Regions from separate parts of the Mus musculus genome. Here all the other regions are linked to region 1. The links are chromatin loops, found by intact Hi-C in ENCODE. Cell type or tissue: heart. All regions are shown on one strand.

What was found. A loop is a pair of places that touch in the nucleus more often than their neighbours do. Peaks named below come from ENCODE experiments on the same cell type or tissue, not always from the same donor. Only the 100,000 strongest peaks of a DNase experiment are listed, where the experiment ranks them.
Region 2: a loop joins it to region 1, with 3 times the contacts of the local background. A loop is called at or near these places in 1 of 42 quality-filtered maps.
Region 3: it touches region 1 in a loop (6-fold over the local background); 1 of 42 quality-filtered maps calls a loop at or near these places.

Annotation. Positions count from the first base shown.
Region 1 is chr15:102,246,262-102,248,761 of GRCm38, reverse strand. The region is part of intron 3 of Rarg (retinoic acid receptor, gamma); the gene reads left to right. Among named protein-coding and RNA genes, the nearest start is that of Rarg, 10 kb to the left of the region's middle. In heart, a CTCF peak has its summit at 1,127; DNase peaks (open chromatin) are centred at 801, 941, 1,661, 2,301 and 1 weaker place; H3K4me3 peaks cover 2,500 bases; H3K27ac peaks cover 2,500 bases; H3K27me3 peaks cover 579 bases.
Region 2 is chr15:102,515,487-102,517,986 of GRCm38, reverse strand. Map3k12 (mitogen-activated protein kinase kinase kinase 12) reads left to right here and starts at 983. Exons shown (of 16, transcript NM_001163643.1): 1 at 983-1,199. It also overlaps a transcript of Tarbp2 not described here. In heart, a CTCF peak has its summit at 1,180; DNase peaks (open chromatin) are centred at 926, 1,636 and 2,106; H3K4me3 peaks cover 2,144 bases; H3K27ac peaks cover 2,238 bases.
Region 3 is chr15:102,100,222-102,102,721 of GRCm38, reverse strand. It overlaps a transcript of Tns2 not described here. Among named protein-coding and RNA genes, the nearest start is that of Tns2, 1.5 kb to the left of the region's middle. In heart, CTCF peaks have their summits at 954, 1,156 and 2,129 (motif pointing left); DNase peaks (open chromatin) are centred at 1, 561, 2,061, 2,391 and 2 weaker places; H3K4me3 peaks cover 2,500 bases; H3K27ac peaks cover 2,500 bases.

The sequences.
Region 1 (2,500 bases):
AGGCTATACTGTGTCTTGAGCAAGGGCTGGGACTGATGGCATAGACTGGTCTGATACCTTAGTACCTTTTCCCAGTAATGCTCGCAAAGTACACACAGATGGGGTGATGAAGACTGGGGTGCATCTGGTGGAGAGAAAGGGGGGCTTTTGAGAACTCATGGCTTCCTGGAGCCCCCCCCCCCACACTTTTGTGCCCTTCTCCCAACCCCCTCCCTGTGGCCTGGCCACTTCTGGTTCTAATTACCAACCAGGCAGGCCTGACTTAATTGGGACCTTTCAGATTTCGGAGGGGGAAGGGGAACTTACAAGCCTGAAGTTGACTCGTCAAGACTCTTTTTTCATGTTGCTTTTTTTTGTGTGGGGGGGTACTCTTCATTTTCTACTTTTTTTGCCTACTGGTTCTATTCCAATTCAGATACTTAGTCCCGGACTTTATTTTTTTCTGTTTTTTTTTTTTGGGGGGGGGTGTGGGTACGGTTGGATTCAGAAATGGAGTGTTGGACATTATGGGAAAGTTCACATTAGGTTGGAAAGATCTTGTCTTCGTGCCTGCTGCAAGCTCCCAGTTTGCCAGTCCACCCCAGCCCACCATCGCCATCCGCATTTTAGGCCCTCCTCTTCAGCCCTGCCCCCTGAGTCCCTGGCAGCCTCCCGTTCCCCTCCCCCGTTCCCGCCTTCTTTGCCTACTCTGGCACCCCTTCCTGCTTTTTATTCTTCCAACAGGCGCCCCACTCTCTCAGCACCCCAGTGCGACCCCGACTCGGTACAGCAGATTCTTAGAAAAGTGCGCCCCACCCTGGCTCAGCCACAGCCGCCGGGCGGGGGAAGGGGTCGGGCCGGGCGCCGCTCCCGCTCCCGGGCGCTCCCCGTGTGAGCAGCGCTGACAGAGCCGGCTGGGCCGGCCCGCCGGGCGGTCGGGCGGCCGGCGGGCGGGGCGCGGGGGAGGGGGCGGTTTCCGGGAGTCGCCGCCACTGGCGTTGTCCCGGGGCCAGGGTCCCCGATTCGACGCGGCCAGGCAAGGGCAAACTTCTGACGTGGCCAACCCCCTCCCTCGAGCGCCCAGGGGGGCACTGGAGGTGGCACTGAGGGAGGGGCAGCTATTTCCTATGGTGGGGTATAAGTGACCCTGAGCCGTGAATGACCAGCAGGGCAGTTACTGCGAAGGGGCGGGGGAAGCCCTTAGCACAGTGGAAACTCGGGGTGGGGGCAGTTGTCATTGGGAGGGATCAGTTTCGTCTGAGTCGCAAGTTTGGGACTGTAGGGACAGTTTAGGGGGCAGTTTGTGCTCTAAAACTGAAGTCAGGTTCTGGGAGAGGGCAATGAGGGAGGTTACCCGAGGCACTTTGGGAGTGTCAGTCGCGGGATAGAGCTTTGGGGACTTTGAGGGAGGCGGCCCAGCCCTCGGTAGAGGAAGGATAGCCGGAGCTAGGAGGGGTAGACTCCGCTGCGCTGGAGGGGGCGGGGGGGGGGGGACTCCGCTGCGGAGCTGGCGACGGCCAGGGCGGGGTGGGGCGGGGCCGGGTCAGGAGGAGGTGAGCGCGCCCGGCCACCCGCCCCGAGGGGGGTTCCCGGAGAGTTCACCGCGGGAGCGCGCTCTGGCCCTTGGACCGGGGGTGGGAAGATCGGGAAGGAAGGAGGCGGCAGCGCGCAGTGAGCCGCAGGAATGTAGTATTCAGCTCTGAAGCGCGTGCGCGCGCGCGCACTCGAAGGAAGAAGGAGGAGTCGGGCCTGGGAATGAGGGGGGTGGAGGTAACGCAGGTCCTACGGGTCTGGAGAGCTGCGTAGCGCAAGGCATCTCAAGGCTCCCCATCTACACGGCCATTCTTAACACCCTTGCTTGTGTTGACTTGTACGCCGAAGAAAGGGTTGAAGGGAGGGGGAAGACGCTGTGAAAGGAAATGCGCATATTTTATTCCTTCACTCCTTCCCCCAATCCCCACCTGGGCACGCGCTTAAGTGCAAATGTGTTCAGACCTCCAGCTTGTCGAGAGAGCTTGATTGCAAGCATTTTTCCTGAGCCAGGTGTATTTGCACAAATTCTTGCACCTATGAATATATGTGCGTGCAGATATGCGTGTGCACTATTGCACGTTTGCAAATTTGTGGTGCCTGCCAAGATAAATGCTTGCACAGATGTATGTCTGAGCAAGCGCGTGCGCCGCTCAGCTAGTAGACGTATGTGTATGTGTATGTGCTCCACTCCCAGCTCTGCTCATCTTGGTGCCCGGCCCCTTTCGCTCTCCAGGCCCCACCCCCATCCCTCTAGGCTTTGCTTTTACAAAAGGTCTCCACAGAGCTAGCTGCCTAGGCACCCTAAGTGAGGCAGACTGAGGCAGAGGCTACAGCTTCGCCTTCGCGCCCCGCCCAGTTCTTTTCCCTTGCTGGGGATCCCCCTCCTCCCCGCCCATCCCTTACCCCCCATGCATCTCAGCGCCCTACGCTAGCCCTCCCCCTCCCCCCTCCAGGAGCGGGGCGCTGCGGGGGGAGGAGGGGGAATGGG
Region 2 (2,500 bases), 270 kb before region 1:
ACGAGGAAAGGTGTAGCCTTCTCCTTGAGGAAAGGCTGTGATTGGCCGAAGTCCTTTTGCTGCCCCAGAGGGTGTGCCTTACCTGGCCACCCCCACCCCAGAGCTCTGGGGTTTTATAAGTCCGGAGTTCTCCTCAGACCCGGTCTCCCAGGCTGTAGCGTAAGCTTCTCAGCACTCCGTGTCAAAAAACCCGTTGCTTTTCTGTGGCTTGTCCTTCGCCTCTCTTCACTAACTCCACGCAGCCTGACAGGGTTCGTGCCTCTTTAGATCAGCCCTAGTGAACCTCTTTTAACTGTCCCGAGAATCATTAGATGGACCTTCTGTGTTTAGTCTCACCTGAAAGAGCACAGGAATAATTAACGAACTAATATACGCGCAGAGCTTAACGATTACCTTTGGCTCTCCAAAGCCTTGATACCACCAGAGTGAAAGAAATATGGGAAATCTTGTGACCTTGGACAGAAGGAGAAAGTGATACCACGAAAAACGTGATTCAAAGAGTGTTTTTTAAAATGGGTCTAGGATAAGATGTCTTGCTAGAAAGGAATAGGGTTAGAGGTAAGAGGAATCAGTAATGAAAACGAGCGATCGGTCATCCAGGAGCACAGAAGTGGGAAGGGACCTACGGCTGGGTGGATTCCAATTGGGTGAAAATGGAGCAGCGACGAGGGAAGGCCAGCTGGAGATGTCGGTATGACAAGGGACCAGTGCCAGAGCGTTGTGTATACTGATGGACTGCGCTCTCGGGGTGTAGGAAAGAATCTGTAAGACAGGTCACAAGGGGATCCTACAGATTCCGCATGAGGACCAAAGTGGAACTGCCGTAGAACACCTCCAGGAAGGAGCCTGGATCGCGCCGGATGGCAGCCACAGGCTCCTTTAAGAGGCCGGCGACTCCAGCGCAGCATCCCCCGCTCAGGGCGTGTCCGTCCCGGGGGGCCAGGGGCGGGGGCTTTGGAAGGAGCGGGAGTTCAAGTCGAGTGGGGACGGGGCTTCGAGTAGGGGGTGGGGGCTAAAAGCTGGGGCTGACACCCGTACACCTGAGTTCCACACGAGCATCGCCGGTGACAGCTCTCCAGGTCCGGTGGAGGGCAACGGGGGGAGGAGGGAAGGAGGAGGAGGAGGAGGAGGCGGGAGCAGCATCCGGAGCGGAGCTGCAGCAGCGCCGCCTTTTGTGCTGCGGCCGCGGAGCCCCCGAGGTGAGAGCCTGGGCGACTTGTGGGGGTGGGGGGCAGGGATGGGTTCGGGTCTTGGGATCCTGGCGTGGAGGGAGGGTCGGGATACAATTGTGGCGTGGTGGGGGAGGAGGTGACTCGAGGATGCTGAAGCTGTGGTATGAAGGAACTAGAGCCCTGGACCCGACGCCTGGAGATAGGAAGGAACCGGGCGAAGCTGAGGGATGCGGCGGCCCAGCTTGGAGACCAAGAGCCTCCAAAGCTGTGGTGGATTATGCGAGGATGAGGGTGGCTAGGGGAAGACCTAAAGGACAGCGGGCAAGAGCACGTCCTCTCCTCCTCAACCTCAGGACCTAGAAAGGAGGGAGAATTGTGGCCCCCTCCAGGGAAGGGATGGAAGGGCAAGGCCTAATATACCCACCGCCCCCCTCCCCCACTCCTGCACCTAATAGGCTCTACCTGAAAATTAGGCTGCACCTACACCTGCATGCCCTGGCAGGGCCCTCTCCCCCGTCCATCTGTAATCCCTCTAATCTCCAGCTGTGGCATTCCCTACCGTCCAGCTGTTGCACCCCGTCCTCCATTTGGATGTAGTTTTCTCTCTCTTCTGCCTGCTCGTCTCTGGTTTCCTTAACCCATTTCCCTAGTCAGGCGCTTCACAAACCTCCCTTTTTCTCACACACTCACCAAACTCCTTGGCTTACAATCTTGGTAGGCAAGGCTTTGGCTGAGGGTAGAAAGAGAAGAGGGGTGGGTTCCATAAACAGTAGTAGGGCTGCAGGGAGGAGCCTTGCGGCTCTCTGTCTTCTGCCTCTTTGGCCTTCAACCAAAAGAGCATGCACATGAGGTCTCACACACCCCAGGCACCTGGAGCCTCACTCTAAACTCTCTTCTGATTCTCCCAGCCGCCTCGTGGTTTTCAGGCAGAGGGTCATCCCAAGCTTACACCAGTAGCAAGAATTTGGAAAGGAAACAGCCCAAGTTCCCTCTGGGCCTTGCTGTCCAAACATTAGTGTTTACAAGTTCAAGAGTGCTGCCATCTCTCATGGAAAGTTATCTGGGCCCCAAGTTGGGTCTAACCAACTGTTGACTTCCAGGAAGACCCCAAGGTCCAATACTTGCCAAGTCCTAGATCTTTGGTGGATGGAGGTGGAAGATGGAAGGTGTGGCTGGGGTTTCCTAGACTTCTTCACAAGAGCAAAACCCTGTTAAAAGCAGTTACTGCTCTGAGTCTCTGGGAATGGGGGTTAATAATAAAATGATAGAGAACACGAAATTCCAGCACCCACCTCTGCCTTTGCTGCCCATGCCTAGGGAGTAAGAGA
Region 3 (2,500 bases), 150 kb after region 1:
TCAGCCAGTGGCACAGGGTGGGAATTCAGGTCTCAGGGCAGGGCTCAAGGGCCAGTGGAGAACACTGTGTCCCCGGCCAGTCTCTAGCCTGAACCCTCATGCTCCCTTGGGATTTCCTGTGGGAAGGGAGTGTTGCTGGGAACCAGTACCCCTGACAGCCCAGCACTCCACATCCTCAGGGTGAAAGAAAGTTAGGGATGAGGGCTAACTTCCCTGTCAGACGGGAGAAGGATCTTATAGTACCCTCCTCAACGCCAAGTTCCAGCGGGAAGGGCTAAGGGCTTACAGGAATGGTCCATCTTGCTGTAACCCAAAGCACTGGAGGTTCCTCCTGAACACCCCAGCTGCTCCTCTCCAGATACAACCCACAGTTCCTGGCTTAGCTCCCAGATCCTGCACCTGAGGTTCTACTGGGGACCCCACCCGCCCACCAGAATCTGAGCGCTACCTTCATGGCTCTTCTGGCCTGTCTCTCCTTCCTCTGTGGCTGTCACTGGACCCGAGGACTGGACAGGAGGCCCCCTCCCAACACATACTCCACCCTCTCTAGGGCCTCCTGCTTCCCTCCTGGGAATAGGGCCAACTTCCTGTCCCAGGAGTCAAGGGAAGGAGGTGTATGGGGCCCTTGGAAAGGATGGAACAACCTTCCTACAACAAGGGTCAACAGCCTGGGGGTTCCCAGCCCAAGCTCTAGACAGCAGCCTTTGGAATGCTGTAGCTAGCTGTCATTTGAAAGAATGTACACCGTGTCACCCTCATTTGCATGGTATTTACTGAATGTCCCAGTGCAACTCCTCCAGTTCTGGCACCTCTTGCAGGGTCCCACAGGACTCTCCTCTTTCTGCCTCACGCCCATCTGACAGATGAAGGGCTGCTCTAGTCCTCCCCAGGGATCCTTCAGAAGACCTGTCAGACTGAAGAGTCTGAGGCCTCTTCCCGCTGCATGCCTGTTCTCTAGGAAGCCCATCGTTGCCAGTGTACCCTGGCTAGAAGGCCCTGTGAGTGGCAAGGGGTGGGGCACCGTGCTGTAACTGGAGAGGGCCCCTGGCTCTGCAATCCCCACCTGAGTTCTGGCTGTGTCCCAGGACATTCCAGGCCGATGGCCAGGTGGGCAACCGGGGCTGTCCTGATTCCGCACCCAGCCCTGCTGGGGAAGATGGATCACTGCAGCGCCTCCCCTGATCAATTTTTTTTCCCCTCTGCTCCTATGGTACATGGGCCTACATCTGCAACCTCTGGTGGGACTGAAAGTCTTTTCCTCTGGAACAGGTTCCCAAACAGCCTCTGCCCTCACTGAACTTACACTGCCCACCTAGATCTAGAAAGTTAAGTGTCTAGTTGGCTCTGCGCGTCCCCACCGCAGGGAGTGTGGAGTATTTCTGAAAGTAGCTGAGGGCAAACAGTGCCTGAGGAATGGCAGCATTACCAGATCCTCACCTCCCACCTCCTGCCTGGAATATTCCAGAGCTCTTTTGATTCTCCCCAGCCGGGCCCCCTCTCACTCTGAAGCCTTGGGTTTGTTTGGAGAAACCCCTCCACCCACCCACACACCCCTCCTTCCTGGAAATAGCTGTGGTTGGATGAGAGGCCCGGAGCCGGGCCACAGAGGAGTGAGGCCCAGTAAAGGAGGGAGGGGAAGGGAGGTAGGATTCAAGGGTGTGTCTAGAGGGACCTAGGGGGTATCTAGGTAGGGCAGAAGTAGAAAAGGGTTAAAAGGAGAAATCAGCTTCATCTGTGTCTGCATTCTGCCTCAGTGTCTCAGATAGAGAAAACAGAGAGGAAAAAGTTTGCATGCACTCTGCCAGGCCAGGGCCGCAACATTGATGCCAGCTGCCGCGGGCATCTTGTGTTCAAAGTGCGCTTGTGGCTCGAGCTAGAGAGGTACGCAGAGAGTGGCCTGAGCCAACAGTAGTGCACAGTGGGACGCAGGAAGGCGTGGCGGCCTGAGCTAGGTCCACAGCCGCGCCCCGCCCCCTGGTCACCTCTAGTATCTTCAACTGTCCCCTAGCTCACCGAGACCCGGAGGGGAGGGCACGGGCCGCGCCCAATGCTCCCGGACCCCCAGTGGCTCCGCGCCCCCTGGTGCCCGTCCCTGGCTCGGACCGCGCGCTGTGACGCAGAGGGCCGACGCTCGCCCGCGCTCCCGTCCAGCGTGGCGCAGCCACTCACCTGTGGGGGGCGCCCAGAGGGCCGGGGGCGCGGCGAACTGGGGCAGCAGCAGGGGGCGCCCCCGGACCAGCCCATCCCGCCTAGCCGCGCCGCGATACGCGGAGGCGGCGGCGGCGGCAGCGGCGGCGGGACGGGCGCTCAGCTGGCTCCCTCCCGCCGCGCCCTGCGCCGGCTGCCTCCTCCCGCCCTCCGGCTCCCTCCTTCTTCCTGGGCTCCAATCGCCACCTTCCACCCGCTCCCCGCCCGCGCCTCCTCCTTTCTCCCTCTTCTCCTCCCACTGTCCTCCGTGCGCGCCGAGGCAGGCTCCGGCTGAGACTCGCAGACGGAGCGG